2 separate regions of the Homo sapiens genome follow, and region 2 is linked to region 1. Evidence: chromatin contacts called from ENCODE Hi-C or POLR2A ChIA-PET data. All regions are on one chromosome and are shown on one strand. The core of a region is the stretch at or near the end of the contact, and the rest is flanking DNA. Distances in the headings are between cores, read along the strand shown.

Region 1 (4,424 bases), core at 667-3,166:
CTTTTTTTCTTTCCCTTTTAATGATGGTGACTGAGGTACAGCCTCCTCTCATCATTTAAAAAAATTATTTTAGGTGGACTGCGATGGCTCACTTCTGTAATGCCAGCACTTAGAGAGGTGAAAGTGGGTGGATCACTTGAGCCCAGGAGTTCAACACCAGCCTGGGCAACATGGTGAAACCCTGTCTCCACCCCCACCCCCAAAAAAAATGCAGCTGGGCGGGGTGGCGTGCACCTGTGGTCCTAGCTACTCAGGAGGCTGAGGTGGAAGAACTGCTTGAGACCAGGAGGTGGAGGCTGCAGTGAGCCATCATCACACCACTGCACTCCCTCTTGGGCAACAGAGTGAGGCTCTGACTTCCAAAACAAATAACAACAACAAAAAACAATTTTTTAAGAGTCTCATTTTAGTCCTTTCAATTCGTGACACACTTTATTTATTTTTAATTTTTTTGAGACAGAGTCTCACTCTGTCGCCCAGGCTGGACTCCAGCGGCGCAGTCTTGGCTTATTGCAACCTCCGCCTCCCAGGTTCAAGCAATTCTCCTGCCTCAGCCTCCCAAGTAGCTGGGATTACAGGTGCCTGCCACCATGCCCGGCTAATTTTTGTATTTTTTAGTAGAGACAGGGTTTCACCACATTGGCCAGGCTGGTCTCGAACTCCTGACCTCAAGTGATCCACCCACCTTGGCCTACCAAAGTGCTGAGGTTACAGGCGTGAGCCACCGCGCCCAGCCTGTGACACACTTTAAATGAATTCAGGGTTGACTCATACACAGCACGCCTGGTAATAACATTGAAAACAAAGTCTCCTGCCCAAATTCTAACAGTTACCACCACAATGCAGAGCCCTCTCCTGAGAGATAATCATTTCTGTACAGTTAATGATGAAAGAGTGACGCTTTCATAACAAGACCAATGATGGTTTCTGTTCCCTCTCAGTCCAAATCCAGTGTCCGTCTCCTCCCAAAACAATAGGTTATCCTCTGATCAACGCTGACAAAATGAACCCTGTAGGAAACACACAAGTATGGCGCATCTCTCAAATCTTAGCTCTTTGAAATGACACCAGGCAGCCGACTCTGAATCACAGCTACATTTTAATCCATTTTCCGACACTCCAAATGCTCTAAGCTATTTTCTGTATAACCACTGCCCTCACGGCGGGCAGCCTGAGAGAAAGATCGTCGCGTGAGGGGGTACCTTGATGGGGGTCCGGGCTCTGCTACAAACTGGCTAGGTGAACTTGAGCAAATCCCTCCCTCTCTCGGAGCCTCAATCTCATTAACTCCAAAGAGAGACAGCTGGACTCAGAAGACCCCTCAAGTCTCCCACATTTCTAAGAATCTAACAGCTGGGGGTCACAAGGGTAACCAAGACTCTAGCCCCATAACATATTGTTTTGAGATTACCTAACCTAACCCTCTAGCTTCAAAGACTAAGATCCAGAAATGAAAGTTGCCTGACACTCAATCTAGTGTCCTTCCCACAGGACATCATTCCTTCTACGAAAACGAACACACGAGAAAATGGCATCTGAACATCTGAAAGCCCTGCCTCGACTCAAGAGACGGGCAGGTAGCCTATTTCATCTGATTTTTGTCCCTCGTGAACTTCCACCTAGCTGGAAAGGGCAAAGCGCGAGCTTCTAGGCCACACCCTAAGTAAATCCGGACCGCCCTACGCAGGAGCAGTCGCACCTGCTCCTAAGCTCGAGGTGAAGGTGGCTCCGTCTCCACCCGAGCTCGCCTCAGAGCGAGCCCGCGACACAGAAACATCTCTCTTCAGACCCCAGCTTGGTCCAGGTTGCCCCACGCCCCAAGGTAGTCTCTCCGCGCTGCTATACCTGCTCCGCCACGGCGCGACCCCGTGCAGTAATCCCAGACATCGGTGCCCCACGGACGTCGCCATCTTGTCTGCTCCTTCTCAGCGTGCCACGCCCCCTTCACACGCTGGGCGCACGCTTAAGGCGTCACGAGTCTCGAGTTCAGTGGGCCAATGAGAAAAGCGCGGGTTGGGGGCGGAGCCGACTAAGCTCCGCCCTGTGGCTACTCCCCACCTAACCCGCTTGGCACCTGCGGAGGTAGGGGAACTAGTGGAGCTGTAGGTTTCGCTAAACCTGGGCTTGGTCGCAGCACTGCCACTCCTCCTCCTTCCCTCTGGGTGCCTTTCCTCATGTACCTGGAAAATCTGAGTCATCCAAGATCCAAGAATGTCGTTTCAAGTGATCGAACTTGCTCATTTTACGGATGGGGAAACTGGGCATCCATGACTCAGCTCTCGTTTTTTAAGCGCCGGAGTGTGTTGTGAGCACTTTGCAAGCATGGTGTCATATCATTCTTATCTCCTACCGCTGTGCTGCCAGGGAGACCGGGGGCAAACGGTCTTGGATCACCTAGAAATGCAACCAGTCGTTAAATTCGGTGCCTGGTGCTTGCTCTTGAAAAGGTTCCTATCTTCAATTGTAAGAGGAAAACGAGTTTTCAATCATGTCTGCTACTTTTTACTGAGCACTGACTAGAGACTCGCAGCTAGGCCCGAGACATTATCCCCATTTTAAAGATGAGGTACCTGAGGCTCAGGAAGGTTAAGCAACATCTTCAAGGGTACATAAAGGGCATATGCCCAAAGACTATAAAATAGTGAAGCCAGAATTTGAACATACGTCTCTGACTCCAAAAACCATGTCCTAAACATCTTCTTCTTTTTTTTTTTTTTTTGAGACAGAGTCTCTCATTGTCGCCCAGGCTGGAGTGCAGTGGCGCGATCTCGATTCACTGCAAGCTCCGCCTCCCGGGTTGACGCCATTCTCCTGCCTCAGCCTCCCGAGTAGCTGGGACTACAGGCGCCCGCCACAACGCCCGGCTAATTTTTTTATATATATTTTTCGTAGAGACGGGGTTTCACCATGTTAGCCAGGATGGTCTCGATCTCCTGACCTCGTGATCCGCCCGCCTCGGCTTCTCAAAATGCTGGGATTACAAGCGTGAGCCACCGCACCTGGCCTAAACATTCTTCCTTTTAAGCCCTTTGTCAGAATCTGGCAGAATTTGGGTCCAACAACTGAAGGAATGCAGCCCTACTTTTTCATCTGCTAAGCTGATAATCACAGTTGCCTTCACCAGGCATTTGACAGGAGGAGGAATATGCTCCCTGGTCCCTGCAGGTATTTCTGTGTAGTTGGCTTAAGTTCAACTAGGGCATACTCAGCTCCTACAGAGAGCTTAAAAGGCACCAGGTTTGGTATTGGGGGGAAGAAACCTCCCTTTGTCATGGTTTTCAAAAGTCGGAAAAGAAAAAAACAAATGTATAGAATTGGTTTTGGCCGGGCGCAGTGGCTCACGCCTGCAATCCCCACTCACTGGGAGGCTGAGGTGGGAGGATAGCTTGAGCCAAGGAGTTGAGACCAGCCTGGGCCGGGCGCGGTGGCTCACGCCTGTAATCTCAGCACTTTGGGAGGCCGAGGTGGGCGGATCACGAGGTCAAGAGATTGAGACCATCCTGGCTAACACGATGAAACCCCATCTCTACTAAAAATACAAAAAAAATTAGCCGGGCGTGGTGGCGGGCGCCTGTAGTCCCAGCTACTCTGGAGGCTGAGGCAGGAGGATGGCGTGAACCCGGGAGGCGGACTTGCAGCGAGCCGAGATCGCGCCATTGCACTCCAGCCTGGGTGACAGAGTGAGACTCCGTCTCAAAAAAAAAAAAAAAAAAAAAAAGGAAGTAAAAAAGAGACCAGCCTGGACAACATAGTGAGACTCCATCTCTTTTTTTTTTTTTTTAAGAGGCTGGGCACCGTGGCTCACCCTATGATCCCAGCACTTTGGGAGGCCAAGGCGGGCGGATCACCTGAGGTCAGGAGTTCGAGACCAGCCTGGCCAACATGGTGAAACCCCATCTCTATTAAAAATACAAAAATTAGCTGGGCATAGTGGCGCCTGCCTGTAATCCCAGCTACTCCAGAGGCTGAGGTACGAGAATTGCTTGAACCCGGGAGGGGGAGGTTGCAGTGAGCTGAGATAATGCCATTGCACTCCAGCCTGGGAGACAGAGTGAGACACCATTTAAAAAAAAAATACATATTGGTTTAATTGGTTTTACTATCCAATTGAGAGTAGTAAACCAGCAGGGAATGGGGGGAAATTATTTCCAAATGAAGTGCATTGGGAAAACTGAATATCCATATACAAAAAGTAAAGTGCAGCCTTACACCATATACAAAAATTCATTCAAAATGGATCAGAGATGTAAACTGAAGAGCTAAAACTATAATACTCTTAGACGAAAACATAGGGGAAATCTTCATGACGTTGGATTTAGCAATGATTTCTTGTATATGACGTTAAAAGCACAGGCAACAACAACAAAAACAACAAAAAGATATACTTCGAAATTAAAACTTTTGTGCATCAAAGAACACTATCA
Region 2 (3,907 bases), core at 1,356-3,855, 500 kb before region 1:
CACATCTGTAATCCCAGCACTGTAGAAGCCCAAGGTGGGAGGAACACCTTAGGTCAGGAGTTCGAGACCAGCCTGGCCAACATGGTGAAACCCTGTCCCTACTAAAAATACAAAAATTAGCCGGGAGTGATGGTGGGCGCCTGTAATCCCAGCTACTTGGGAGGCTGAGGCAGAAGAATCACTTGAACCCAGGAGGCAGAGGCTGCAGTGAGCCGAGATCACACCACTGCACTCCAGCCTGAGTGATAGAGTGATACTCTGTCTCAAAAACAAACAAACAAACAAACAAACAAACAAAGGGGCATCTCAGTAACAAAGTGTTACAAAGGACACATAGGATTTGGGCTTGCATTAGGTGATTTGGACGAGGGCTTAAGAAAATGGGGTTTTCTGGATTGGATGCTGCCTATGAGTGAGTACCTTGATAAACATTATTTAGAAGGAGGGAAGAGTAGACCGAGGCTAAATCTATAATCTCTATACAAGCCAGAATAGGGAAATGTTTGGCCATTTTTGTAGTTCGAACAATGCTCATGTTTTGTCTGGGTTTAGACATGATTCAAGTGGTTTTGTTATTGTCTTGATCCATCATGGTCACATAGTGGCTTTGTTTGATGTTGATGTTCTGTGAAGTTTTTATGTTCAATAAGAGAACACACCAAGGTCTATTTGTGAGTGCCAGACCATCTCCTGGATGTCAGGGGCTGTTTTTCTCTTAGCGCTTGGTTTCAAATCCAGGTTTGTGTGACTGGAAACATCCCTTGTATTACTTCTTGATCACAGGAACTTGCAAAGGTGGCTGGCAGACTAGGACTTTCATCTATGAGCTTATTTCATCTACTATTTTTTATTTTTTTTTCTGAGATGGAGTTTCACTCTTGTCGCCCAGGCTGGAGTGCAATGGCACGATCTTGGCTCACTATAACCTCTGTCTCCTGGGTTCAGGCAATTCTCCAGCCTCAGCCTCCCAAGTAGCCGGGATTACAGGTGCCCGCCACCACGCCTGGCTAATTTTTGTATTTTTAGTAGAGATGAGTTTCACCATGTTGGCCAGGCTGGTCTCGAACTCCTAACCTCAGGTGATCTGCCTGCCTCGACCTCCCAAAGTGCTGGTATTATAGGCGTGAGCCACCGCGCCGGCCTTTATCTACTATGTTCACCTCCTACTCAGGTCCGATCCCTAACCGTTCCTGGGATAACTGTAGGTACTTAATAAATGCTTGTTGAATGAATGAAGATGGCTGTCAAGAACTCCAATGACTGCTTGAGTGCAAATCACAAGCTCCATCACCTATCAGTATGTGATTTGATACAATATGTATTAACAGCTAATCCACAATCCATATTCAAATTTCATTACTTGTCCCAATATTGTCCATTACAACTATTCCACCACCACCACTACCCCAGTCCAGGGTCCTATTTAGAATCACACACCACATTTTGTTGTCATGCTTCTTTAGTCTCCTTTAAACTGGAACAGTTCCTCAGCTTTTCTCTGTTTTTCATGACAATGAGTTATTTTGTAGACAGTGTCCTTCATTTGGGGTTCTCTAGCACTTCCTCATGAGATGTGTACGGTGCACTTTTGACAGAAATACCACAGATGTGTTCTCAGTGCATTTTATTAGGAGGCCCTTGATCTGACCCATTAACTAGTGGTGTTAACTTTGATCACTTTGATCTGTTTGTTCTGCTAGGTTAAACCTCTGTAACATCACCATTTTCCCTTTGTAATCAATAGCTAATTTATGGGAGACACTTTTGCTGTTGTAAACATCCCGTTTCTCTAGTTTTACCACACATTATTGATTTCCTAATTCCACCATGTTTATTAGCTAGCATTCTACTAAAAGGAAGACTTTCCCTTCACCCATTAATATGCTCACTTCTTTATGTTTGTAAAGACTCATGGATTACTATTTTATTCAATTAGTTATACTCTATTACTATCACTCCATATTTTGATTCTGAAATTGCCCTGACTTGGCCAGTAAGATCTCCTTAAAGACAGCTCCTGTGTTCTTTGACACATTCCCATGATTCTTATTACCATCATCCTTATATTCTGGTGTAACAAGATGTTCCAAGTTTATCTGGTACTTTCCGGAATGAGTTAGTTCTTTCTCTCTCTCTTTTTTTTTTTTTTTTTTGACGGAGTCTCACTCTGACGCCCAGGCTAGAGTGCAGTGGTGCGATCTCAGCTCACTGCAACCTCCGCCTCCCGGGTTCAAGCGATTATCCTGCCTCAGCCTCCCGAGTAGCTGGGATTACAGGTGTGCGCCACCACGACCGGCTACTTTTTGTATTTTGAGTACAGAGGGGTTTCACCATTTTGGCCAGGCTGGTCTCGAACTCCTGACCTCAAGTGATCCATCCGCCGCGGCCTCCCAAACTGCTGGAATTACAGGTGGGAGCCACCGCGCCCGGCCGGAATCAGTTTTTTTCTTTTAGGAGCCCCGAACCCAAAGCTCTTTGAAAAGCTGCCGAAGCTCCAAGGTTCCTCCGCTTCCTGCCCGCAGGCGGAACCTTAGAGCTTCAGCCATGGAAATTAACCTCTTCCGGTTGGGGCCGGAAGTCCCTCCGAGAGGGGCGGCTCCGCGTCATGTGACTGGAGTCCGCGTAGGAGGGGTCGGAGGTCTTACCCAACAGATTGACGCGGCGTTAGTATTGGCCGTGTACCCGAAAAACTGATTGACTGGGCTGGCGTTAACTGTGCGGAGGCAGGTATGTGAGGGGCTGGGGTTGGGGCGGGGGCGCCAAAGTTTAGGGACGGGGGCGGGAGACCCGGGTCCGCCTTCCCAGGACACACGGGCTTGAACATCTGAGCCCAGGGGCCCAGAGACAGCAAGACCGGTCGTGTCTGTCCCCGAAAAGAGGACGAGCTGGCGTTGTGGTTCTGCGTCCCATGAATACAGATTGGGGAAACTGAGGCCTTGCGAAAGAGAAGGGCTCCCACAAGCTCTCCTTTCGAGGCATGGGCACTGATTCCCATTCTATCCCCCGTGCGAGACCGCCTCTATCATCTGGGAGTGCATTTCACGAGTTTGCCCTGAGTGGAGAAGCAGAGGCCGGGGAGCGCGGTGAACAGAGTTGGGCTGAAAGTAAGAGACCTGGATTCGAGACTTCGCCACCGACAGACAATTGTGCGTTCTGGGCCAAATCTCTTCCCTGTGCTGGGCCTCAGTTTTCTCGTCTCTAAAACGGGGCAGTGTTTTTCAAAATATGGTTCTTACACCATCTGCTTTGTAATTCTCTGAGATGCCGGCTTTACAGCGCGGGACTCAATTCAGACTTCTGGTTTAGAATCTGAACTTATGCGTAGGGGGGTCCTGTATATACTAATGTTTGAAGCTCATTGATTTTAAGTGCTTTCCTGCTGTGAGCACTAGATATCCATTCTTCGCTTTGAGGCAGCTGGTGCCAGTTCAGGAACTTTGAAAGAACTGGAATGGTTAGCTCAGTAAAGAGAGCACTGGAAGGGAATTAACTTTTTAAAAATTGAAAATACTGTTACGGCAAAGAGGGCTTCCACTTCATCTTTAGGCTAAAAGAGGCAGAACTAGGACTAACAGGTGAATTCTACAGGAAGGCAAGATTTTTGCTTAATAGAAGAACTTAAATGGAAGAATCGTCAGAGGTGACCACCGATGGAGTGAATGGATTGCCTCCGTGCCTCCTTTCGAGGGAGGTATATAGGTATTAGATGAAGGTCCTTTCCAACTTGAAAGTCTGTGATTCCAAGGAGTTGTTCTGCATCTTTCTGGTGCTGACTCTGCTCTCAAGGCAAATGTGACTTTTTTCTTCTCTTTTGACACTTCCATCACTTTAGCCTACATCTCCTGTAAATAAGGCCAATGCATCTGACCTTACATAATCTCTTCCTGGTTGTCCTGTGCACCATCCT

The links. Hi-C counts contacts between places; a loop is a spot of excess contacts on that map. ChIA-PET counts read pairs that join two places held with the same protein, here RNA polymerase II (POLR2A). Pooled maps may share reads with other maps.
Region 2: a loop to region 1 is called in a pooled map, with 6 times the contacts of the local background. The contact joins the promoter of RNF185 here to the promoter of PISD in region 1. A Hi-C loop is called at or near these places in 5 of 50 pooled maps. POLR2A ChIA-PET finds 5 or more read pairs at or near these places in 2 of 52 experiments (GM10248 and PC-9).

The regions. Positions count from the first base shown.
Region 1 is chr22:31,660,299-31,664,722 of GRCh38, forward strand. PISD (phosphatidylserine decarboxylase) reads right to left here and starts at 1,917. Exons shown (of 8, transcript NM_001326411.2): 1 at 1,846-1,917. The coding sequence starts at 1,910. RefSeq lists enhancers at 649-1,542, 838-977, 951-2,150, 1,368-1,417, 1,658-1,957 and 1 more.
Region 2 is chr22:31,157,577-31,161,483 of GRCh38, forward strand. It overlaps RNF185 (ring finger protein 185), which reads left to right and starts at 2,606. Exons shown (of 7, transcript NM_152267.4): 1 at 2,606-2,727. MIR3928 (microRNA 3928) reads right to left here and starts at 2,543; the gene lies at 2,486-2,543.